4 separate regions of the Homo sapiens genome follow, and all the other regions are linked to region 1. Evidence: chromatin contacts called from ENCODE Hi-C or POLR2A ChIA-PET data. All regions are on one chromosome and are shown on one strand. Each heading gives the region's core, a stretch centred on a gene start or an enhancer-like site at or near the end of the contact. The rest is flanking DNA. Distances are from core to core; before and after follow the strand shown. Region 1 holds the start of RABGEF1 (RAB guanine nucleotide exchange factor 1). Region 2 holds the start of LINC03006 (long intergenic non-protein coding RNA 3006). Region 3 holds the start of VKORC1L1 (vitamin K epoxide reductase complex subunit 1L1). Region 4 holds the start of GUSB (glucuronidase beta).

What was found. A loop is a pair of places that touch in the nucleus more often than their neighbours do. ChIA-PET counts read pairs that join two places held with the same protein, here RNA polymerase II (POLR2A). Pooled maps may share reads with other maps.
Region 2: a loop to region 1 is called in a map of naive thymus-derived CD4-positive, alpha-beta T cell, with 15 times the contacts of the local background. The contact joins the promoter of LINC03006 here to the promoter of RABGEF1 in region 1. A Hi-C loop is called at or near these places in 1 of 168 maps with a recorded cell type or tissue (naive thymus-derived CD4-positive, alpha-beta T cell) and 7 of 50 pooled maps. POLR2A ChIA-PET finds 5 or more read pairs at or near these places in 2 of 52 experiments (GM10248 and activated CD8-positive, alpha-beta memory T cell).
Region 3: a map of naive thymus-derived CD4-positive, alpha-beta T cell shows a loop between it and region 1 (5-fold over the local background). The contact joins the promoter of VKORC1L1 here to the promoter of RABGEF1 in region 1. A Hi-C loop is called at or near these places in 1 of 168 maps with a recorded cell type or tissue (naive thymus-derived CD4-positive, alpha-beta T cell), 3 of 37 single-sample maps with no recorded cell type and 12 of 50 pooled maps. POLR2A ChIA-PET finds 5 or more read pairs at or near these places in 3 of 52 experiments (AG04450, CD8-positive, alpha-beta memory T cell and H1).
Region 4: a map of CD4-positive, alpha-beta T cell shows a loop between it and region 1 (6-fold over the local background). The contact joins the promoter of GUSB here to the promoter of RABGEF1 in region 1. A Hi-C loop is called at or near these places in 1 of 168 maps with a recorded cell type or tissue (CD4-positive, alpha-beta T cell) and 10 of 50 pooled maps. POLR2A ChIA-PET finds 5 or more read pairs at or near these places in 2 of 52 experiments (GM12878 and activated T-cell).

What each region holds. Positions count from the first base shown.
Region 1 is chr7:66,738,250-66,744,565 of GRCh38, reverse strand. It overlaps RABGEF1 (RAB guanine nucleotide exchange factor 1), which reads right to left and starts at 3,833. Exons shown (of 9, transcript NM_014504.3): 1 at 3,774-3,833. RefSeq lists silencers at 3,610-3,749, 3,770-4,039 and enhancers at 3,490-4,156, 4,170-4,219.
Region 2 is chr7:65,767,128-65,773,443 of GRCh38, reverse strand. It overlaps LINC03006 (long intergenic non-protein coding RNA 3006), which reads left to right and starts at 2,634. Exons shown (of 8, transcript NR_038378.4): 1 at 2,634-2,977. RefSeq lists enhancers at 2,483-2,732, 2,979-3,601, 3,602-4,225.
Region 3 is chr7:65,870,664-65,876,979 of GRCh38, reverse strand. It overlaps VKORC1L1 (vitamin K epoxide reductase complex subunit 1L1), which reads right to left and starts at 3,906. Exons shown (of 3, transcript NM_173517.6): 1 at 3,415-3,906. The coding sequence starts at 3,608. RefSeq lists enhancers at 2,405-2,956, 3,508-4,059 and silencers at 3,125-3,194, 3,742-3,921, 3,635-4,134, 4,155-4,214.
Region 4 is chr7:65,980,712-65,987,027 of GRCh38, reverse strand. GUSB (glucuronidase beta) reads left to right here and starts at 4,815. Exons shown (of 12, transcript NM_000181.4): 1 at 4,815-5,054. The coding sequence starts at 4,845. RefSeq lists enhancers at 4,640-4,769, 6,226-6,316.

The DNA.
Region 1 (6,316 bases), core at 2,584-5,083:
CTCCCGAGTAGCTGGGACTACAGGCGCCTGCCACCATGCCCAGCTAATTTTTTGTATTTTTAGTAGAGACAGGGTTTCACCGTGTTAGCCAGGATGGTCTTGATCTCCTGACCTCGTGATCCGCCTGCCTCAGCCTCCCAAAGTACTGGGATTACAGGCGTGAGCCACTGCGCCCGGCTATCTTTTTTTTTTTTTTGTAGAGATGCAGTCTTGCTATTTTGCCCAGGCTGGTCTCCAACCCCTGACCTCAAGCAATCCTCCCACTTTGGCCTCCCAAAGTGCGAGGATTACAGGCGTGAGCCACCATTTCAAACATCTAATAAGCAGAAAAAATTAAAATACAAGATAGCAGTAATTAGCTGGGCGTGGTGGCGCGCGCCTATCTATGGTCAGTCCCAGCTACTCAGAAGGCTGAGGCACACAAATCGCTTGAATCCAGGAGGCAGAGGTTGCAGTGGCCAAGATCATGCCACTGCACTCCAGCCCAGTCACAGATCAAGACTCCGTCTTAAAAAAAAAAAAAAGAAAAGAAAAGAAAAGAAAAAAGCAAATAATCAAGCACTACACTGAAAACATTTATCCTTATCAGCTACATAGCAGCCTGTGTGTAAGAGTTACATAAAATTCCATTTTAGGGCCGGGTGCAGTGGCTCATGTTTGTAATCCCAACACTTTGGGAGGCCGAGGCTAGAGAATCACTTGAGGCCAGGGGTTGGAGAGCACCCTGGGAAACATACAAGGATTCCATCTCTACAAAAAAATTTAGCCCAAGTGTGGTGGCTCACACCTGTAATCCCAGCACTTTGGAATGCCGAGGAGGGCGGATCACGAGGTCAGGAGATTGAGACCATCCTGGCTGACACAGTGAAACCACATCTCTACTAAAAATAGAAAAAATTAGCCAGGCATGGTGGCGGGCATCTGTAGTCCCAGCTATTCAGGAGGCTGAGGCAGGAGAATGGCGTGAACCCAGGAGGGGGAGCTTGCAGTGAGCCGAGATCGCGCCACTGCACTCCAGCCTGGGCGACAGAGCCAGATTCCGTATCAAAAAAAGAAAAAAAAATTTAGCCAGGCAAGCTAAATTAGTAGGTGGCAGGCCTGTGGTCCCAGTTACTTGGGAGGCTGAGACAAGAGGATAGCTTAAGCATGGGTGGTGGAGGCTACAGTGAGCTGTGTTCCTGCCACTGCATTCCAGCCTGGGAGACAGGGAGAGAGAGAGAGCCTTTTTTTTTTTTTTAAATTTTTTTCTTTTTTTTGAGACGAGGTCTCGCTCTGTCGCCCAGGCTGGAGTGCATTGGTACAATCTTGGCTCACCACAACCTCCTAGAATTGCTAGGTTCAAGCAATTCTCCTACCTCAGCCTCCTGAGTAGCTAGCATTACGGCAGGCGCCATCACACCAAGCTAATTTTAGTGTTTTTAGTAGAGATGGGGTTTCACCATGTTGCTCAGGCTGGTCTCAAACTCCTGACCTCGTGATCCGCCCGCCTCGGCCTCCCAAAGTGCTGGGATTACAGGCGTGAGCCACCGCGCCTGGCCAGAGAGACCCATTTTAACCACACAAGGACCCAGCTAAAAAACTTCCCCTGGTTCTGTCACCATCAGAGGAAGCCTGAGCTCCTACATCTCTGTCCTGCACTTTTTCACTTTAGTAACGACCCTCCAGGCTCGGTAGCTGATGCCTGTAATTTCAGCACTTGGGACGCTTGAGGCAGGAAGATTGCTTGAGTGCAGGAGTTTGAGATCAGCCAGGGCAACACAGCAAGACAACATCTTTACAAAATATTTAAAAATCAGCTGGGTGTGGTGGCACGCATCTGCAGTCTTAGCTACTCGGGAGGCTGAGGTGGGAGGATCACTTCAGCACAGGCAGTTGAGACTTCAGTGACTCGTGATCGTGTCACTGTACTCCAGCCTGGGTGACAAAGTGAGACCCTCTCTCTCAATAAATAAATTAATAGGCACCTCCTTGTAGTTACTGGCCTCCTCTCCTTTGATTCCCCCCTCTCCCTCACTCCACCCTGTTAGTCTGAATGTTAGTCATTCTTCAAGACACATGCAGAAAGTATTCCCTGATCCCTTCCAGGCTCCACACCCAACAGCATGGCCTAAATGCCCGGCTCCTTCCTCGGTGCTCCATCTTAGCTCACATTCCTTACCACACTGTTTTGAAAGTATCTTGACTGTCCCTTCTCCTCAACTGGCTAACTTCTAGAGAGCAGAAACATGACTGCTTGGAAGGTCATTAAAAATTCAAATCCTGAACATTTCTTAATCCTGCGGATATGAATCAGTGACTCTTAAAAGCAAAATGTTATTTATCATTAAATATTAACAATATAATCACATTTTCTTGCATCTCTGGCAAGTTTCTTGGTACAACAATTTTAAGGAACAGACTCTTAGTTTTTTTTTTGAGATAGAGTCTAGCTCTGTCGCCCAGGCTGGAGTGCAGTGGCACGATTTCGGCTCACTGCAACCTCCGCCTCCCGGGTTCATGCCATTCTCCTGCCTCAGCCTCCAGAGTAGCTGGGACTACAGGTGCCCGCCACGATGCCCGGCAAATTTTCTTTTTCTTTTTTTTTTTTATTTGTAGTAGAGACGGGGTTTCACCGTGTTAGGGAGGATGGTCTCAAGCTCCTGACGTCATGATCCGCCTGCCTTGGCCTTCCAAATGCTGGGATTACAGACGTGAGCCACCGCACCCGGCCGGAACACACTCTTTAACAGCAGTTAAAGCCGCGCAATGGCTCACGCCTATAATCCCAACACTCTGGGAGGCCGAGGCGGGAGGATCACTTAAGGCCAGGAGTTTCACACCTGCCTGGGCAACACTGTGAGATCCCATGTCGAAAAAAATAATAAATAAAAACAAAGCAGTTCTAGGTTTAGAGGGGGGAAAGCAGCTCTCCAGGCCAAAAACCAACTCCCAAGGTGCTCCGGTAAACTCGTCCTGGGAAAATTTCCTACCTAATCTCAAAGGCAAAACGAGCCCACGGGCGCCCACGACACATTTCCCAACCGCAAGGATTGGTCACCCGCGCTGAGACACCGCCAGCTGCCTATGACCTAGCCTCCAAAGCGGCAGAGTCCCTCCCTCTCTCTCCCTAAACTGCCGTGATGGGCATCCCTCGGCTCTCCTCCCAGACGGTTCGGAAGCAGGGACTTCTGCTCCTAACCCCGGCCCCGCAGCCTCGCCCTCAGCCACGGGGTGGAAGTCAGGACCACAGGCTTCAAATCCCCTCCCAACTCCGGGACACTTCTGCCCCCTAGGGTGACGTGGGATCAAGTCCCCGCGCCCCTGCCGCGGCCGGGGGCTGTGGTCTGGGTCCGAGCGTCCCATACCAGCGCTTTCCGGGGAGGTTGTGGGAGGGGCCCCGTGCGACCACAGACGCTGCTTCGGAGCCAGCGGCCTGGACGGAAGGTGGGAGCCGGGGCGAGGGGAGCCGCCGGAGAGGGAGGCGGCCAGGAAATGCTCCGCGTCAGGCCGTCGGGGCTCGGCTGGCGCTGGAGATCCCGGCAACTAGCGTCTGGGACGGAGAGGCCGCACTCTGAGGATTAAGGGAGCCGAGGGCGGCCTGGAACGGGGAAGGCGGCGCTGACGGAGACGGAATGTGGGACGAAGGACAGCGGGAGGCACCGACGCGCAACTGCCCCAGCCGCGCGGATGGCACGGACCGACCGCCCTGCCACCCCCAGCCCGAGACGCCCCGCCGCCCCGCTCCTGTAGCTGAGAGCCGAGCAGCTCTCAGCCCCAGTCCGTCCGCTCCGTACCTCGCCCGCGTCTCCGCCGGCGTCCAAACCACCGCTCGCCCGCTTCGCCCGGGTAGGTCTGGGCTCCGCGGCCAGCTCCCGCCTCACACCCACCCTCCTGCTCGCCCCGCCCCCGGCACCGCCAGCGAACGCACGTTACGCGCGGCGCGTAAACGTCACTTCCGGGGCCTTTGACTCTGGACGGGAGGAAGTGCGAGTGGATCCAAAGGGTCGAGCGGAGTGGGGTACCGCCCTGACGCCCAAGAGCAAATGGAAGAGGGCGGCCTCCGGGGTAAAGGTGGGGCGCTGGGGAGCCCCGGAGAAACCGGCGTTTCCTAGTCTGTCGCTCAGTCCCTGCTTCCGGCTTCCGACGCGCAACAGCTGGAGGGCGACGCTGGCTCCGCGGCGACTCCTGGGGCTGCGGCCGCGGTGGTAGCGCGAATGGGAGGTGGAGCGGAGCTACTGCGCCGAGGGACGCTTCAGAAACTCTGTTTCAGTCCTTCGCGGATCCTAGGATGTGACAGGTGTTCGAGTTAAAAGGTCTTAAGGCGATCGGTTGATCCAAAAGCAGCTGAATCTTTAGGAGGCCCAGGCAGGAGGATCGCTTGAGTCCAGGAGTTCGAGACCAGCCTGGGCCACAGAGCAAGGTCACCATCTCTACAAAAGAAATTTTACAAATCAGCCGGACATGATGGCGGGCACCTGTGGTCCCAACTACCAGGGAGGCTGAGGTGGGAGGATCGCTTGATAGCCCAGGAAGTTGACGGTGCAGAGATCCCTCCACTGAACTCCAGGCCGGGTGACAGCAGAGCGAGATCCTGTCTCAAAAAAAACATAACCGACATCCAGAAGTGAAATAAATTAGCCAGTGTCACAAAGTATTAATGGTTGAGTCACAAATTGAATCCTGTTTACCTGATTCTTTACGTGATTCCCATGTAAGGAATGTTAAAAACAGTAAATACTAATTCCTCTGCGTCCTGAATGCCATGTATGGCGTAACGTGCAGTCACAGCAAGAAAAAAAAGAAAATACTATGCTGTGGCTGTGAGATAGACCTGGGTTAAAATCCCAGCTTTGCTAATTGTCGCTGTAGTGTTCTTGGACAGGTTGCGTAATTTTTCAGTCTATTTTTTTTTTTTTTTTTTTTTTTTTTGAGACTCTCACTCTGTCGCCCACACTGGAGTTCAGTCGTGCGATCTCGGCTTACTGCAACCTCCGCCTCCTAGGTTCAAGCGATTCTCCCACCTCAGCCACCCAAGTAGCTGGAATTACAGGCACCCGCCACCACGCCCAGCTCATATTTTTTTTTTTGTATTTTTAGTCGAGACAGGGTTTCACCATGTTGGCCAGGCTGGTTTTGAATCCTGACCTCAAGTGATCCGCCCACCTTGGCTTCCCAAAGTGCTAGGATTATAGGTGTGAGCTACTGCGCCCGGCCCGAGTTTCTCAGTCTTTATTCATTATTGGTAAAGTAGGGATTAACTGATTCGTTTCTCAGATTCTTCCTAAGTGCCTAATGTGTGCTACGCTGAGGGTACAACAGAGTATAAAACAAAAGTAAGGCCAGGCGCAGTGGCTCACGCCTGTAATCCTAGCACTTTGGGAAGCCGAGGCGGGCAGATCACCTGAGGTCGGGAGTTCAAGACCAGCCTGACCAACATGGAGAAACCCTGTCTCTACTAAAAATACAAAATTAGCCAGGCATGGTGGCACATGCCTGCAATCCCAGCAACTTGGGAGGCTGAGGCAGGAGAATCACTTGAGCCCGGGAAGCGGAGGTTGCAGTGAGCTGAGATTGCGCCATTGCACTCCAGCTTGGGCAACGAGTGAAACTCCTCCTCAAAAAACAAAACAAAACAAAAAAACACAAAGTACCTGTGCTGAGGAGGTGGAGGAGGGAATAAACAATAATTATTTACAGTAGTACCTTGGATGGTGGTAATTGCTATTACCAAAAGACAGAATAACATTTACTTTAAAGCTCTTAACTGACTTTTGTGATTACAGAATCAGGCAACACACCATTCTATAAACCATTCTGTGAAACAGAATGAGTGTTTCTTTTTTTTTTTTTTTTTTGAGTTAGAGTCTCACTCTGTTGCCCAGGCTGGAGCACAGTGGTGCAATCTCGGCGCACTCCAGCCTCCAACTCCCTGGCTCAAGTGATCCTTCTGCCTCCACCTCCCTAGTAGCTGGGATGATAGGTGTGTGCCAGCACACCCAGCTAGTTTTTGGGGTTTTTTTGTAGAGACAAGGTTTTGCCATGTCGCCCTGGCTGGTCTCGAACTCCTGGACTCAAGCAATCTGCCCACCCCGGCCTCCAAAAGTGCTGGGATTACAGGCATGAGCCTAGACCCCTGGGCCCAGAATGAGTGTTCAATGGGCTGAGCAGAAGAGGTTGGTGCTAAAGACAGAAAAGGCCTGAGGAAAGCAGTAACAAAAACTGAATATCATTTCAAAGTTTCTTTGTGAAGGTTAAGCTAGAGAGGACTGGCCGGGCATGGTGGCTCACGCCTGTAATCCCAGCACTTTGGGAGGCCAAGGCAGGCTGATCACCTGAG
Region 2 (6,316 bases), core at 1,385-3,884, 970 kb after region 1:
GATGTGCTCAAGTGAATACTGCTTTATCCTCTGTCTTGCTTCATTACTTTTTAGTTTGCTTCATTTGAATCATCATTATAAATCTCCCCTTGCCCTCAAATAACTCTGAAATTGCTGCCAATAACTATATTGTTTTAAGGCTTTTCAGAAAAAACTTTCAACAAAGACAGCCACCTAAAGTTATACAAATATAGAAGAAAGGGAATATAATAAAGCTTAGATTGGAAAAAATATTTAAGCTTATACAAAATTCAAACATACATAAACAAGGGAAGCTGGATAATTTTATGTTCAAATACTTTTAACAAGTGCAAAATGTATATGCTTAAAGAAATAGGGTTGGCCGGGCATGTTGGCTTATGCCTGTAATTCCAACACTTTAGGAGGCCAAGGCAGGCAGATCACTTGAGGTCAGGAATTCAAGACCATCCTGGCCAACATGGTGAAACCCCATCTCTACTAAAAATACAAAAATTAGGCTGGGCGCGGTGGCTCACACCTGTCACTTTGGGAAGCTGAGGTGGCCGGATCACCTGAGGTAGGGAGTTCAAGACCAGCCTGACCAACATGGAGAAACCCTGTCTCTACTAAAAATACAAAGTTAGCCAGGCGTGGTGGCACATGCCTGTAATCCCAGCTACTAGGGAGGCTGAGGCAGGAGAATCGCTTGAACCCGGGAGGTGGAGGTTGCAGTAAGCCGAGATGGCGACATTGCACTCTAGCCTGGGCAACAAGAGCGAACTCCGTCTCAAAAACAAAAACAAAAAGATATTAGCCAGATATGGTGGCGCCTGTAATCCCAGTTATTCAGGAAGCTGAGGCAGGAGAATCGCTTGAACCCAGGAGGCGGTAGTTATGGTGAGCAGAGATCATGCCACTGCACTCCAGCCCAGGTAACAGAGCAAGACCCTGTCTCAAAAAAAATAGGGCTACATTATTTATGAAACAGATACTGTTGACTCAGTCACCAGAAAGCGAAGGTCGCCAACATCAGACAAATTCACTGGAGGACCTATGTATGTGCTTTGAAAGACAACACTGTTTTGGTAAAGAATACTGTATTTCAGAAAAACATAATCATATTAACAACTAATAACACTGTAAAATGCTGATGTGTTGAATGCTACTTTAGAAAAACATGTTCAAGTCTAGGAAAAAGATTTCCGATAGAAAACTACGTATCAATTACCTAGCTAGCTAGCTATCTAGAGACAAGGTTTCATTCTATTGCTCAGGATGGAGAGCAGTGGGATGACCATAGCTCACTGCAGCCTTCAGCTCCTGGCCTCAAGTTATCCTCCTGCCTCAGACTCTTAAGTAGTGGGGCCACAGGTGGACACAGGTACACCTGGCTTTTTTTGTTTGTTTTTTATAAACAGGGTTTCACTACATGGCCCAGGCTGGTCTCAAGCTCTGGAGTCTTGCTCTGTCGCCCAGACTGGGGTGCAGTGATGCTTCTCGGCTCACTGCAACCTCCGCCTCCTGGGTTCAAGAGACTCTCCTGTCTTAGCCTCCTGAGTAGCTGGGACTACAGGCATGCACCACCACGCCCGGCTAATTTTGTATTTTTAGTAGAGATGGGGTTTCTCCATGTTGGTCAGGCTGGTCTTGAACTCCCAACCTCAGGTGATCGGCCCGCCTCAGCTTCCCAAAGTGCTGAGATTACAGGTGTGAGCCACCGCGCCCAGCCTAATTTTTGTATTTTTTTGTAGAGACTGGGTTTCACCATATTGGCAAGGATGGTCTCAAACTCCTGACCTCAGGTGATCCACCCGCCTCGGCCTCCCAAAGTGTTGGGATTACAGGCGTGAGCCACCGCACTTTCTTATGTTATTAAATAGCCTAGCCCAGGAGGGTACGGTGGCTCACGCCTGTAATCCCAACAACTCTAAAGGCCAAGGTGAGAAGATCGCTTGAACCCAGGAGTTCGAGACCGGCCCGGGCAACATAGCAAGACCCCCCCCATCTCTACGGAAGATACAAAAATTAGGCCAAGCGTGCACCGCGCCTGGCTAATCTTTGTATCTTTCGTAGAGACGGGGTTGCGTCATGTTGTCCAGGCGCATCTCGAACTCCTGAACCCAAGCCATCCTCCTGCCTCGGCCTCCCAAAGTGCCGGGATAGCACGGCCCAGGGAGCCTCATGTGTTCTTTAAGCAGTCCCTCCCGGTTGTACACTTGGATAGTTTTCTTTTTTATTTTTTTATACAGGGTTTACCTCAGTCTCGCAGGCAGGAGTGCTGTGGTGAGATCACAGCTCATTGGAGCCTTGAATCTTGGGGTTCAAGTAGCTGGGAGGCTGAGGTTGGACTACAGAGGTGGGGTTGCGCCATATTGCTAGGCTGCTCTTGGCCTGAAGGAATCCTCCTTCCTGGGCCGTGCCCGGACACATAGTTTTCCATTTTTGACCGACATAAATACTGTGCTGGGTGGGAGTTTGTCAACTACCCCTTTCCAGCCAGCAACACACAGGAACTGGCGGGGAGGTCGCGGTTACCAGGCTCCACTCTGAGAAGACTGCCCAGCTCCAGGAACTGTACAGCCCTTGTGACGTGGCAGAAGGCCCGCCCCTGTGACGTCACCGAAGGCGCCCCCAAGATGTCGCAAAGGCCCGCCCCTCACGCAGAGCCAATCGGAACTCCAGGTGCTGGGTCTTCCAGGAGCGCGCCTGCGCGGGAGGGTGACCACAGGCGGCCGGGCGGGATGTCCTGTCCGCAGTCTTCAGCCCAGCCGCCGCCACCCATAAGCTATGAGGAGGAGTTTACGACCACCTGGACTACTACCACCTGCGTGACTTCCCGGCCTGCGGGGTCCGCGCAGCAAAGGCTTGACGCTGCTGGAGCAGGCGCTGCGCACCTACTGGCTGGCGCCTGGTAGGCACGAGCGCAGGGTCGCCCAGAAGCTCCTCAATGGCCTGAGCAAGTACCAGCCAGCGCCAGCTGCAGCCCTGGCCGCGCACTCGCCTCAGCTGAGCCTGGGTATGTGCACCCCCCAACACTTCCCCCAGCCATGTTCCGGGGACCTCGAGAGCGTCCCCCACCGCCCGGTGCCATTCGTGCTGGGCAGGGTCGGCCCCCTTTGAGGCTGCCCCGCGTTAGGGAGCTGCACCGCACCCCCCCAGCTTGACCTCTGACTGCCGTTGCAATAGTATTAAAGCCTTTGGAACTTTGTAGGTGGGTAGAAGGGGCTAGGAAACGAAGAAAACATCTTTTTAAAAATTTATATAAGGGACTGGCCGGGTGCGGTGGCTCACACCTGTAATCCCAGCACTTTAGGAGGCCGAGTGGGTGGATCACCAGGTCAGGAGTTGAAGACCAGCCTGGCCAGCATGGTGAAACCCCGTCTCTACTAAAAATACAAAAATTAGCTAGGGGTGGTGGCGGGCGCCTGTAATCCCAGCTACTCGGGAGGCTGAGGCAGAGAATTGCTTGAACCCGGGAGGTGGAGGTTGCAGTGAGCCGAGACCGCGCCATTGCACTCCAGCCTGGGCAACAAGAGCAAAACTCTGTCTCTAAATAAATAAATAAGATTTTCAAGGCGAGGCATGGTGGGTCACACCTAAATAAGTAAATAAATAAATAAAATGGATTTTCGGCTGGGCATGGTGGCTCACGCCTGTAATCCCAGCACTTTGGGAGGCCGAGGCGGGCGGTTCACGAGGTCAGGAGATCGAGACCATCCTGGCTAACACGGTGAAACCCCGTCTCTACTGAAAATACAAAAAAAAAAAAAAAATTACCCAGGCGTGATGGCGCGCGCCTGTAGTCCCAGCTACTGGGAAGGCTGAGGCAGGAGAATGGCGTGAACCCGGGAGGCATAGTTTGCAATGAGCCAAGACTGTGCCACTGCACTTCAGCCTGGGTGACAGTGAGACTCCGTCTCAAAAAAATAAATAAATTATAAAAAATGAAATAAAATGGATTTTCAAGGCCAGGCATAGTGGGTCACACCTATAATCCCAGCACTTTGGGAGGCCAAGGCAGAAGGATTGCTTGAGCCCAGGAGTTCGAGACCAGCCTGGGCAACAGGGCAAAACCCTGTCTCTATCAAAAGCACAAAATAACCTGGGCATTATAGTGCACACCTGTAGTCCGAGCTACTCAGGAGGCTGAGATGGGAGGATGGTTTGAGCCCGGGAGGCAGAGGCTGTATTGAGCTGAGATCATACCACTGAACTTCAGCCTGGGTGACGAGCCAGACCCTGTCTCAAAAAATAATAATAATAATAAAAATAAATTCATATAGTTTGGTATGGTTTAGTAAGTTTTAGCAGGCAGATTGTCAGGGTAAGATGGATTGTTATATATACATTTATATATATAATATGTATATTTATATACTTATTTATTTTAGCAGAGATAGGGTCTCCCTATGTTGCCAGGCTGGTCTTAGACTCCTGAGCTCAAGCAATCCTGCCTCGGGTTCCTAAAGGAAGCTCACGTTGCAGGTGTGAGCCACCACACCTGGCCTATAAGGGGAATTTAAGGGACTCTCTACTATGATGTCCCTTCTCCCAATCCCTTTCCGCATGTAGAAGAGGGTTCTGTTGAGTGACTGGCATTTGCTTATATTTCTCAGTGCTATGCCCAGTGTAATGGAAAATGCACAGACTGGCTCAAGAGCCCAGGGATTTCAGTTCCAGGCCAAGCTCATCCACTGACTGACAGAGTCAGTCAAACTTGTTTGGATTTCAGATTCTTCATCTGAATAACGTAGATAACACTTATCCCATAGTACACTGCAAAGATGACACGTGACAGTGAAAAAGTTAGTTTCCCTTTAAATGTTAAGAATTAGGCCAGGCGCAGTGGCTCACACCTGTAACCCCAACACTTTGGGAGGCCGAGGCAAGTGGATCACAAAGTCAGGAGTTTGAGACCAGCCTGGCCAATATGGTGAAACCCCGTCTCTACTAAAAATACAAAAATTAGGTGGGTGTGGTGGCAGGCGCCTCTAATCCCAGCTACTTGGGAGGCTGAGGCAAGAGAGTCACTTGAACCCGGGAGGCGGAGGTTGCAGTGAGCGAAATTGCGCCATTGCACTCCAGCGCCTGGGTGACAGAGTGAGACTCAGTCTAAAAAAAAGAAAGGAAAAAAGAATGAGATTAGAGAGGGCCTTCATTCCTCCTGGAAGAACATCTGATGTACCTGAAATCTTTGTTGGTGACAGGAAATGTGTCGATAGCATAGGGTTTCACTGTCGCCTCCCACACAGGGCCTTCACCATCTCTGCCATCTGGAGAATTTGTTCCCATCAGGAATCTCCCACCTGGCAGTGGGACCATGCTAGTAGCCTGTCCATTTCCTGCAGATAAAAAGGAGAGATATCGGTAATACATGCATATATATAAAACAAGTGGTAATATTTGGATCGTATGCAATACTCATGATGGTATGACAAAACAAAACAAAAAATGTGGAGGCTTAAAAATCTGGCTTTAAATTCCTTTTGCATTTTGTTTGCCTTCACATTCTTGTTCTGCCACTTAGTTTGATGGGAAACCTTAGGCAAATTTCTTAATCTGAGATTCAATTTCTTTTCTTTTTTCTTTTTTTTTTTTGTGACAGGATCTCACTCTGTCACCCAGGCTGGAGTGCAGTCATGCAGTCTTGGCTCACTACAGCCTCTGCCCCCGTGGGCTCAAGCAATCCTCCCACCTCAGCCTCCTGAGTAGCTGGGACCACAAGTGTGCACCACCACGCCTGGCTAATTTTTGTATTTTTTGTAGAGATGGGGTTTTGTTATGTTGCCCAGGCTGGTCTCAAACTCCTGAGATCAAGTGATCCTTCCACCTCAGCCTCCCAAAGTGCTGGAATTACAGGTGTGAGCCAACACGCCCGGCTGAGATTCAGTTTCTTCATCTGAAAAATGAGGATACCTATGGACAACTGTAGCTTGTTCATAAAAGAAAAATAAGTATGAAAAATGGGGATAATATCTCACTATCTCTTAGGTAGTAGCTGTATCAATTAAAGTAACACGGAACCAGGTGCAATGGCTCAGAGACAGGGTGCAGAAGCTAAGGCAGGAGGATTGCTTGAGCCCAGGAGTTCAAGGTTGCGGTGAGCTATGATCATGTCACTGCACTCCAGCCTGGGTGACAGAGTGAGACCCTGTCTCAAAAAATAAAAAATAAAAAGATAGTAATAAAATAGCATGGGTGAAATGTTGCGCACATGATAGATTTGCACTTACCTCTTTCTTCCTCTACACAAACCCTTGCCCCAGCTAGGCGAATTTAGACACTCTACCCTAAAATACATCTAGCACTTTCTACCCATCCTTCTGCTCATGCTGTTTCTCTGCCTCTTCCTCTC
Region 3 (6,316 bases), core at 2,657-5,156, 870 kb after region 1:
CAGCCTCTCAGGCTCAAGTGATCCTCACACCTCAGCCTCCCAAGAAGCTGGAAATACAGGCATGCGCCACCATGCCCGGTTAACGTTTGTATTTTTTGTAAAGACACGGTTTTGCCCTGTTGCCCAGGCTGGTCTGAAACTCCTGAGCTCAAGAGGTCTGCCAGGTGTCAGCGTCCCAAACTGCTGGGATTACAGGTGTGAGCCACTGCACCAGGCCCTAAGTAGGTGTTAAAAGCCCTATTTAACATAAGAAACTGAGGCACCATGAAGATAAGGCCACAAGCCTAAGAACTGGGAGAGGTGGAAGCCCACCCAGATCCCTTAGATTTGAGCTCAGTGTACCAAACCAAGGGGGCAGGGACTGCTAACTGAATGTTAGCTGGCAGGCTGGTGCAGGTTTGCAGCAGAGTTTTCACCGATTTATGGGAAAATGGGAAAAAGTAAGGACACGAAAGTAAACTTTTTTTTTTTTTTTTTAAAGACAGAGTCTCGTTCTGTCACACAGGCTGGAGTGCAATGGCGCGATCTTGGCTTACTGCAACCTCTGCATCCCAGGTTCAAGTGATTCTCCTGCCTCAGCCTCCCGAGTAGCTGGGATTACAGGTGCATGCTACCACGCCCAGCTTGTTTTGTATTTTTAGTAGAGACGGGGTTTCAGCATGTTGGCCAGGCTGGTCTGAAAGTAAACTTTTCCATATAGCTAAATGATTCCATTTAAAAATATTTTATTCTGAGAGATTCTGTTCTTTCAAATTGTTTGAATGGAAATATCCTTTTGTTAAATGAAATGATGGTGACAGGAGATAGTGGTGTGTTATTGTTTTTACTGGCTGTACATGGTAGAATTGAAAAATCAGCATTTCTATTGTAGCCTACTAATTTCGGTGAAATATTTCTTTAGAAATATAAAATCTGGAACTTTCCATCATTATGCCTCCCCAAAATAATAGAGGACTTTACACACAGATAACACCTGCCTCTCAAGATTCTCTCATTAATCTCTACCTTACCGTGTTTGGATTAAGACACAGGGCTTGCGAAATGAGAATAAAGTGAGTTTGAGCAATCCAAAACCACGTGCTGACTCTGGATCCTGGAAGATGATTTTCTTCAGAATCTTTGTCTGTTAACTTTCCTCTGGGCTCAAACTTTCTTTTCCTAAAAGAGTCACATATTTGAGTACTACTGCTACATGGCAATCACCACTCAAAAAAAACTAACTTGAGGTGTCCAATAATCAGCTTTCATTTAAAGTCTGTTTCAGGCTAGGCGCGGTGGCTCACGTCTGTAATCCCAGCACTTTGGGAGGCCGAGGAGGGCGGATCACGAGGTCAGGAGATCGAGACCATCCTGGCTAACATGGTGAAACCCCGTCTCTACCAAAAATACAAAAAATTAGCAGGGCGTTGTGGCGGGCGCCTGTAGTCCCAGCTACTCAGGAGGCTGAGGCAGGAGAATGGAGTGAACCCGGGAGGTGGAGGTTGCAGTGAGTCGAGATCGCACCACTGCACTCCAGCCTGTGTGACAGAGCAAGACTCCGTCTCAGAAAAAAAAAGAAAAGTGTCTTTCAGCTTGACAAAATAAAAACTTTCAATGATGTTTTGTCTACACACTTCCAAAAGAAAATGAGTCTATATATGTACATATATGTGATTATATATGTATATATACATATGTGATTTTGATCAGCCTGCATATAAACTACCTGCAAAACAAGTTGATTTGTAAATTCATTTATTAAATGGGTAGTTTATAAGCTACTTGATTTTTGCAAGTAGTTTATAAACAGGCTGATCAAATTGAACAAATTTCTTAATTTCACTGTATACATGGCAAATAAGTTATCTACTCTTCTTATTAGCAAATCTTATTTTTACCTACCCTCCTTTGGCAAGCATCTAAGTTAAACTATTTTATGTCCACAGCTACACAATGAAACATCACTTTCAGTCACAACATATTAAATTCACATTTAAAACTATAAAGAGATCCAGTTACCTTTAGTCTTACATGTACTTATACATACTTTTAATATACTACTTGATGTTTTATGCACAAACATGCAGCTCTTGCAGGATATAACTATGAGAATATTTAGAGTGTATGCTAAATACACTTTTTTAAAGACAAGTCAATTTTTAAAAATTATTTATTTATATTTTATTTATTTATTTGAGATGGAGTCTCATTCTGTTGCCCAGGCTGGGGTGCAATGGTGTGGTCTTGGCTCACTGCAACCTCTGCCTCCCAGGTTCAAGCAATTCTCCTGCCTCAGCCTCCCGAGTAGCTGGGACTATAGGCACATGCCACCACACCCAGCTAATTTTTGTATTTTTGGTAGAGACGGGGTTTCACCATGTTGGCCAGGCTGGTCTTGAACTCCTGACCTCATGATCCACCCGCCTCGGCCTCCCAAAGTGCTGGGATTACAGGCGTGAGCCACTGTGCCCGGCCAAGAAAAGTCAATTTTAAGCACTTAAGCAGGCCAGGCGCGGTGGCTCATGCTTGATTCCCAGCACTTTGGAAGGCAGAGGTGGGTGGATTACCTGAGGTCAGGAGTTCGAGACCAGCCTGACCAATATGCTGGTCTCGAATATGCTAATAGGCAACAACGTTTAAAAGTCATTCCAATGCCTAAAACACCACCATATACATAACATACTTGTCCTTTACTCCAATGAAGCTTAAACTAGACCCAAACTCAGACCATTTCCTTCTCCTGGCACACTGAAACATACGAGAGGGAATCCAAGAAATCAGATATGTTAAGTGCGGGTATCTTCTTCCACAGTAGGGTCAAATTCGTGTTTGCCAGCAAATGTCACCGTCCCAGTTAAGTCTGCAAATTCTCACTAGCGCTGGAGTACAAAGAGGCCTGACCACGGAAACACCTGTCCTAGCACCAGGAAGACAGTGGGAAAGGCAACCCCCCTGTCTCCGCGCCGGCCCCAAAGCCTCGGCTGCAGCGATCGGGGGGACAAGAGGTTGCCGCTGGTCTCAAGGGTGCGGTGGACAAGGTCCCACACCCCCGGCCCGCCTCCCGAGAACCAGGAAACCTGTCAAGCCAGCCTGGACCCACCCTCCGCAGCCCCCTCGCGCTCCTGCACAGCCGGGCCCCAGCCCGCCCGACCGCTCCGCGTCCGCCCCGGCCTCCCGGCTGCACTCTGCCACCTCATCCCTCCCCGGCTGCCTCGCGGCCCCGCCACCTCCGCCCCGCGGCCTGGGCTCAGGCCGCCCCCCGGGCAGGAGCGCCCCGCCGCCGCCCCCCGCCTGGCCCCGACCCGACCCCGTCAGTTCCCCAGCGGCCCGGTCCCCGCCGCCCCCAGGCCTGAGCTCCCGCCGCGCGCTCCCCACCCCGAGACTCCACCCTCGCCCCGCTCGGCCGCTCCTGGCCCACTCCCCCAAGCCGGCTACCTGGAGGCAAGGGCGGCGGAGCACTTCACCCAGGGCCCCAGGTCGCAGAGGGCCCGGTGCTCGGGGTCCCGCTCCTTCTCCCGCTCCACGTGGTAGGCGTAGATGGAGAGCAGGATTCCGGCAGCGCACACTGCATACCGGGCCACCCGCTCCCACCGCGGCACCGACACTCTTAGCAGGACGGGAGCCGCCATCTTCCCGCCGCCGCCGCCGCCGCCTCCCTCCGCCTCCACCTCAGCCGCCGCCGCCCGTCGGGGCCCGACCCAGCCGCCACCGCCGCCACCGCCGCCTCCGCCGCCGCCGCCACCACCGCCGCCGCCGCCGCCGCGCCCCATTGGCTCGGTGGCCTGCTCCGGGCCCCGCCCCCACAGGCGCGCGGCCCAACCGCCCCAAAAGGAGTGAGGCGGACGGGGCGGGGAAGGCGCGCGCGGGCGCGGAGGGAGGGGGTGGAGTGCGCAACGGCCGAAGAGGCCGGATCGGCGGGCGGAGACTGAGGCGGCGTGGCGCTGCGCCGCGCGGCCGGTCGCGCGCGAGGGGTGGAGCCCGGGGGAGAAAGGGGTGGGGCAGGGGTGGGGATGGGCGGGGCAGGGGTGGGGAGGGGCGGAGCCAGAGAGGGGCGGGGCCGAGCGGGCCAGTGCGGGAGGGACTTAAAGGAGCGGTCTAACTAGCACATTGCAAGGATGCCACTGTGGGTGACTGGGCGAACCCTCGGCCCCTCCCTCTGGGGATGGCAATCAATTGCCATCCTTTTTCCCTTTTTCGTTGTATATTTCTGACCCAATCCAAATCAACCCTGGCCAATGCTTGGAGCTCCAGAGACCCACACCTATGACCTGATCTTCCCACCACCACCTTCGGTTAGACCTGTGCAAAACTTTTTTTTTAATGTGCAAAACTATGTTTTAAATTTAAAAACTATTTTTAAAAAATGATTTATGGACCGGGTACAGTGGCTTACACCCGTAATCCCAACACTTTGGGAGGCCGAGGCAGGTGGATCACTTGAGGTCAGGAGTTCGAGACCAGCCTGGCCTACATGGCGTAACCGCGTCTCTACTAAAAATACAAAAAACAAACAAAAACAAATTAGCCCGGTGTCGTGGTGGGCGCCTGTAATCCCAGCTACTCGGGAGACTGAGGCATGAGAATTGCCGGAACCCGGGAGGTGGAGGTTGCAGTGAGCCAAGATCGTGCCACTGCACTCCAGCCTGGGCGATAGAGTAAGAGTCTCAAAAAAAAAAAGAGAGATTTACGAATGCCTTGCTTTTCCGTAAGCTGAATTTGAAGTTGCTTACCATAACTCATATAATATAGAAAAATAAAGATGAGCTAATACAATCAGGACGAAGAAAAAGAAAAGTCAGAATAAAATGAAAGGCCAGGAATAAGAACACAGATAAGCAGGCCATAGGGGCTTACATAGTTATTAAAATTGCATCATAAATTTGGCTCTGAGCTTCCTGGTGGCCAAAACTAAAAGGAAAACAGATGTATGTGCTTTTTCTCACTGTCTTTAAGAAGAAACACAGGGTTCTTGGAGATTTTCAGTGTTTCCCTGGTTGCAGCTTTCAATTTTTCAGGGGCTTTATATAGTGATTTTGAATAATAAGCAATATCCTTGTATTCGTTATCTATTGTTGGGTAAAAATCACCCCAAATTTAGCAGTTAATAAACAATAAACTTTTTTTTCCCTCACAGTTTCCACGGGCTAGGAATCTGGGTGAGGTTAGCTGTGTCCTCTGGCTCAGGCTCTCATGAGGATACAATCAAGCTGTCAGCCAGGGCTGCAGCTCTCTCAAGGCTTCAGAATCCTCTTTCAAACTCACTTCCACTGCTGCTGGCAGGCCTGAGGTCCTCTCTGGCTGTTGGCTGGAGACATCATTTCCTGTCCACTTGCACCTCTTGGTAAGAAGCGGCAGGCTTACCCCAGGGAGAGGGAGGAGAAAGAGGAAGAGACAGAAAAAGAAAATGAGAGTGAGATCACAGTCCTTTTTTGAAACCTAATCCCAGAAGTGACATCCCATCACTTTTACGAAGTCTATTGCTACTTAGAAAATAGTCTCTAGGTCCAGCCAGTCATGGTGGCTCACACCTGTAATCCCAGAATTTTGGGAGGCCGAGGTGGGTAGAGCACCTGAGGTCAGGAGTTCGAGACCAGCTGACCAACATGGTGAAACCCCGTCTCTACTAAAAATACAAAAATTAGCCGGATGCGGTGGCACATGCCTGTAAACCCAGCTACTTGGGAAGCTGAGGCATGAGAATCACTTGAACCTGGGAGGTGGAGGTTGCAGTGAGCCAAGCTCACACCATTGCACTCCAGCCTGGCTTACAAGGAAAAACTCCATCTCAAAAAAAGAAGAAAAAAAAGAAAGAAAGAAAGAAAAAGAAAATAGTCCCTAGGTCCAGCCCATGCTCAGAGGGAGAGGATTACACAGGACATGAATATGAGGAAGCTATCTACCACAGTCCTCAAAAACATCCTTGCTCTGCCCAGGTGGGGTGGCTCACAACACTTTGAGAGGCTGAGGCAGGAGGATTGCTTGAGGCCAGCAGTTCAAGACCAGCCTGAGCAACATAGGGAGCCCTGGTCTCTGCAAAAATATATACAAAATTAGCAAGGTGTGGTGCATGCCTGTTGTTCCAGCTACTTGGGAGGACTGACTGAGCCCAGAGGGCTTGGGGCAGGGGTGTGGATTGAGGCTGCAATGAGCCAACGTTGCCCCACTGCACTCCAGCCTGGATGACAGAATGACACACTGATTAAGAAACAAAAACAAAAAACAAAAACCTCACTCTACATCCCTAATGATTTTAATAAATCTAAGTAGACTCCTGCAACTTCCCTTCTTATAGATTCCTTTACTCAGTTGATGAGATCTCTTGATCATCTGGCTTCTT
Region 4 (6,316 bases), core at 3,566-6,065, 760 kb after region 1:
GCCAGCAGTTCAAGGCCAGCCTAGGCAACATAGTGAAACCCTGAATACAAACTTTTTTTTTTTTTGAGACAGACTTTCATTCTTGTTGCCCAGGCTGGAGTGCAATGGTGAGATCTTGGCTCACTCCAACTTCCGCCTCCTTGGTTCAAGTGGTTCTCCGGCCTCAGCCTCCCGAGTAGCTGGGTTTACAGGCATGCACCACCATGTCTGGCTAATTTTGCATTTTCAGTAGAAATGAGGGTTTCTCCATGTTGGTCAGGCTGGTCTCAAACTCCCAACCTCAGGTGATCCACCTGCCTCAGCCTCCCAAAATGCTGGGATTACAGGCATGAGCCACCATGCCCAGACTAAAAAATGTTTTGTTTTTTTTTTGAGATGGAGTCTTGCTCCCTTCTCGCAGGCCGGAGTGCAGTGCTGTGATCTCAGCTCACTGCAACCTCCAGCTCCCAGGTTCAAGCAATTCTCCTTCCTCAGCCTCCCCATTAGCTGGGATTACAGGTGTGCACCACCACACTCGGCTAATTTTTGTATTTTTAGTGGAGATGGGCTTTTGCCATGTTGGCCAGGCTGGTCTTGAACTCCTGACCTTAGGTGATCCACCTGCCTTGGCCTCCCAAAGTGGTAGGATTACAGGTGTGAGCCACCACACCTGGCCAACAAAATGTTGTAAAAATTAGCTGGACATAGGGTCAGGCATGAAGGCTTACACCTGTAATCCCAGCACTTTGGGAGGCCGAGGCAGGCAGATCACCTGAGGTCAGGAGTTCAAGACCAGCCTGGCCAACATAGTGAAACCCCGTCTCTACTAAAAATACAAAAATTAGCCAGGCATGGTGATGCACCTGTAATTCCAGCTATTCAGGAAGCTGAGGAAGGAGAATCGCTTGAACCTGGGAGGCGGAGGTTGCAGTGAGCTGAGATTGTTCCAATGTACTCCAGCCTGGGCGACAGAGTGAGACTCCGTCTCAAAAAAAAAATACATAAATAAAAATTTTTTTAAAAATTAGCTGGGTGTGATGGCATGTGTCTGTAGTCCCAGCTACTTGGGAGGCTAAGGCAGGAGGATCACCTGAGCCCAGGTGGTCGAGGCTACAGTAAACTGTGATGCAGCCTGGGTGCAAGACACTTTCTCAAGAAAAAAAAGCCTTTGCCAGGTGGTATGGCAGAGTGATTCAGAGTGACAGCATAAACACTTGGAAACAGATTGATTAGGTCAGATTCCCAGTTCTGCATCTTACTAGCTCTGTGGTGTTAGAAAAGTTACTGAACCTTCATGTGTCTCAGTTTCCACATTTGAGAAATGGTAGTAATAATAGTACCTATCCTGTGGTTTGGTTATGGTTTGTTTGGCCCCACCAAGTGTTGTGTTGAAATTTGATTCCCCACTGGGCCCAGTGGCTCACGCCTGTAATCCCAGCACTTTGGGAGGCCAAGGCAGGCGAATCACCTGAGGTCAGGAGTTTGAGACCAGCCTCAACATGAACAAACCCCATTTCTACTAAAAATACAAAATTAGCCGGGCATGCATGCCTGTAATCCCAGCTACTCGGGAGGCTGAGGCAGGAGAATTGCTTGAAACTGGGACGCGAAGGTTGTGATGAGCCAAGATGGCACCATTGCACTCCAGTTGGGGCAACAAGAGCGAAACTCTGTCTCAAAAAAAAAAAAAGAAAAAGAAAAAGAAAAAGAAATTTGATTCTCAATGTTGGAAGTGGGGCCTTGTGGGAGGTGTTTAGGTCATAGGGGCAGGTCCCTCATGAATGGCATGGTGCCATTCTCGTGGCAATTAGTGATTCTCACTCTTTTTTCTTTTCTTTTCTTTTTTTAATTTTTTGAGACAGAGTCTTGCTCTGTTCCCCCAGGCTGGAGTGCAGTGGTGTGATCTTGGCTCACTGTGACCTCCACCTCCCGGGTTCAAGTGATTCTCCTGCTTCAACTTCTCTAGTAGCTGGGATTACAGGCACCTGCCACCATGCCTGGCTAAATTTTGTATTTTTAGTAGAGATGGTGTTTTACCTTGTTGGCCAGACTGGTCTTGAACTCCTGACCTCAGGTGATCTGCCCGCCTCAGCCTCCCAAAGTGCTGGGATTATAGGCGTGAGCCACTGCCCCTGGCCTGAATTACTGATTTTTACATACTGTATAAACGTCTGCATCCTACTTTTTCTTACTTTTGTTAAATTTGGCCTAAAGCTGCCTCATAAACAGTGAACTGTATTCTAATTTAAGCATGTCAAGATTTCACTAATGAAATATAAAAGTAAAATTTAAAAAAAGAAAATATGAAAATAAAAAAACAATGTAAACATTTGGGAGAGAGCCTTTAGGCCTTGTCAGTTCCCAGAATGTACTTATTTTCACTATGCTGGGGACTCCATTTCCAGTATTGAGGTCCATTTTCAGAAGGTGGATTTGGTGAGCATGAAAAAAGGGGGTGGGGGAGTAATCATACAAACAATTGTGTCCAGGCCAGCTTCCTAGGACATGAGGGCTCCCTCTGTATGGCAGAGGCACCTGACATCCGTAACTGTTGTGCACCCTGCGAATGACTTTATGGTCTAAGAATGTATGTTCAGAGCCCCAGCTAAGGAATCAGGAGTGGCAAGATCCTGGAAGGATGCCAATCTATGAAACCCTGAGTCAAGAGGTCAAGCTGGGCACTTGTTTTCCTTTTTCTTTTTTTTTGTAGGAGTTTCACTCTTGTTGCCCAGGCTGGAGTACAATGGCGTGATCTCGGCTCACTGCAATCTCTGGTTCAGGCGATTCTCTCACCTCAGCCTTCCCGAGTAGCTGGGATTACAGACATGTGCCACCATGCCCAGCTAAATATGGAGATGCGGTTTCTCCATATTGGTCAGGCTGGTCTCGAACTCCCAACCTCAGGTGATCTGCCTGCTTCAGCCTCCCAAAGTGCTGGGATGACAGGCGTGAGCCACCGCACCTGGCCAAGGCACTTGGTTTCTTAGATCACCCACTTGGCCCTCTTCCAAGTTGTACTTTCCTTCTTTCCTTCCTGTTCTAAAGTTTTTTAATATTTTTTTTTTTCCTGAAATGGCATCTCACTCTGTAGCCCAGGCTGGAGTGCGGTGGCGTGATCTCAGCTCACTGCAACCTCTGCCTCCTGGGTTAAAGCATTTCTCCTGCCTCAGCCTCCCAAATAGTAGGGATTACAGGTGCCTGCCACCACGCCTGGCTAATTTTTGTATTTTTAGTAGAGATGGGGTTTCTCCACGTTGGCCAGGTTGGTCTCAAACTCCTGATATCAAGTGATCCTCCCGCCTTGGCCTCCCAAAGTGCTGGAGTTTGGAGTTACAGGCCTGAACCTCTGTGCCTGGCCTGCTTTTTTTTTTAGACTGAGTCTTGCTCTCTCGCCAGGCTGTAGTGCTGTGGTGCGATCTCGGCTGACTGCAACCTCTGCCTCCCGCGTTCAATCGATTCTCCTGCCTCAGCCTCCCGAGTAGCTGGGACTACGGGCGCATGCCACCATGCCCAGCTAATTTTTTAGTAGAGATGGGGTTTCATCATATTGGCCAGGCTGGTCTCAAACCCCTGACCTCGTGATCCCCCCACCTCCGCCTCCCAAAGTGCTGGGATTACAGGTGTGAGCCACTACGCTCAGCACTGGCCTGCTTTTTAACAAGCTTTTACTACTGCTCTGCAGCTTACCTCCCTCTGGCTTTCTGCCTTATGCCCCTCAGTGCAATTCTTTCTTCTGAGGAGGCAAGAATTGAGGTTGTTGCTGATGTGTAGGGATTCACCACCCGGAACTCCACCAGTAACAGGTCGAGGATGCTAGTTGAAAATGTTATGTAAGCTGCATGCTTTTTACAAATGGTAGTGGTTCTCATGTCCAGCAATGGCCACTGCACCGTCCCTGTATGAAAGTCCCCTCCATAAATCTATGTCTCCTTTGCTGTCTCCAGATCTCCTCCTCTACCTCTCCCACACGGTGCCTTCCCTACTGGAGTAAACTGGGGTCCCGCAGGGCACCCTTTCCCTGCAATTTTTTTTTTTTTTTTGAGACAGAGTCTCGCTCTGTTGCCCAGGCTGGAGTGCAGTGGTGCGATCTCGGCTTACTGCAGCCTTTGCCTCCCGGGTTCAAGCGATTCTCCTACCTCAGCTTCCTGAGTAGCTGGGATTACAGGCACGCACCATCACGCCCCGCTAATTCTTTTTTTTTTTTTTGTATGTTTACAAAATAGGGACGGGGTTTCACTATCGTTGGCCAGGCTGGTCTCGAACTCCTGGCCTCAAGTGATCTGCCCCCCTCGGGTTCCCAAAGTGCACCTGGCCTCTCTCCCTGCATCTTTATGTGCCTGCAACACCAAGAGGGAGCTCTTGGCCCCTGGGTTAAGGTCAGGGCTCCAGAAGCCCAGGGTCAAGGCTATGGCCGCATCCCAAGGACGTGCATCCCTGCAAGAGGCTGCATCAGACAGGCATGGAAGAGGCGCCGCTGGGGCCTCCTTGAATTCCTGCTGGGAAAAGCAAGTGGAGGTGCTCCTTGAAGAAACAGGGGGATCCCACCGATCTCAGGGGTTCTGTTCTGGCCTGCGGCCCTGGATCGTCCAGCCTGGGTCGGGGTGGGGAGCAGACCTCGCCCTTATCGGCTGGGGCTGAGGGTGAGGGTCCCGTTTCCCCAAAGGCCTAGCCTGGGGTTCCAGCCACAAGCCCTACCGGGCAGCGCCCGGCCCCGCCCCTCCAGGCCTGGCACTCGTCCTCAACCAAGATGGCGCGGATGGCTTCAGGCGCATCACGACACCGGCGCGTCACGCGACCCGCCCTACGGGCACCTCCCGCGCTTTTCTTAGCGCCGCAGACGGTGGCCGAGCGGGGGACCGGGAAGCATGGCCCGGGGGTCGGCGGTTGCCTGGGCGGCGCTCGGGCCGTTGTTGTGGGGCTGCGCGCTGGGGCTGCAGGGCGGGATGCTGTACCCCCAGGAGAGCCCGTCGCGGGAGTGCAAGGAGCTGGACGGCCTCTGGAGCTTCCGCGCCGACTTCTCTGACAACCGACGCCGGGGCTTCGAGGAGCAGTGGTACCGGCGGCCGCTGTGGGAGGTGCGATCTCGGGGCAGGGCCGGGAGGCGCCCGAAAGCCCGGCGGTGGGAGTAGGGGAGCCCGGGCCCCCCGCAGACTTCTTCCCCTGGGCGTCTCCGAGCTGGGGCCCGCAGGAGGTTAAAGGTCAACGGGCTTGGGGGCGCCGGCTTGGGGGACGGGGGAACAGGAGCACCCTGGAGGGCCGGGGCGGATTAGGCAGGAGGAGAAAAGGCTCTTGCCGAGCCCTTTCCCGAGGTAAAGGCTGAGTCTGTGCAGTATCCTTCCTTTCAATATTTATTTTTAATTTTTAAAAATTTTTTTGAGACTGGGTTTGCACCTGTTTCCCAGGCTGGGGCGGAGTGGCGCCAGCCTAACTTCTGAGCTCAAGCGATTCTCCCGCCCCAGCCTTGCAATTTAGGGGGTGCCAACACGCCTGGCTAATTGAAAAAAAAAAAATTATCTGGGCTCGGTGGCTCACACCTGTAATCCCAGCACTTTGGGAGGTGGAGGCGGGCGAATCGCCTGAGGCCAGGAGTTTGAGACCAGGCTGGCCAACATAACAGGGTGAAACCTCATCTCTACTAAAAATATAAAAATTAGCCAAGTGTGGTGGTTCATGCCTGTAATCCCAGCTACTTGGGAGGCTGAGTCAGGAGAATTGCTTGAACCCGGGAGTAGAGGTTGCAGTGAGCTGAGATCAGGATGCCACTGCACTCCAACTTGGGCGACATAGTGAGACTACGTCTCCAAAAAAAAAAAAAAGGCAAAAAAACTTAAAAAAAAAAAAAAGATACAGGGTGTCACTATTTACCCAGGGTGGTCTCGAACTCCTGGCCTCAAGCCATCCTCCCACGTTGACCTCCCAAAGCGCTGATTACTGGCATGAGCCACCCACACACTCTGGCCACAGCGGCATGCACTGCACAGAGCTGGGCCCGGGGATCGGGAGAAGGTGACAGTTTAGATGTCCTGAGGTCAGCTCTGCCGAGGCAGGAAGTCCCTTGGTTTTCAAGGTTCACATAGAGGACAGGACATGACATCAGGCCCAGGACGCCACCCCTGTTCCCCTCCTGACTTGGATGTGATCTGCAGAGAAGTGGAACTGGGTGAGGTCTGGGCGGCTTTTGCCTGGTCTACATCCTCTTATTCTGACTTTGCAGCATTCAGTACAGGAGGGAAAGAGGAGGGGGCTGGGTGCCAGTGTGCACCCCACTCACAGTGTCCTAAGCAAAGCTCCCCCCATTCCTCCAACCAGCCTTCCTCCCTGTGACAGGCAGTGGCCA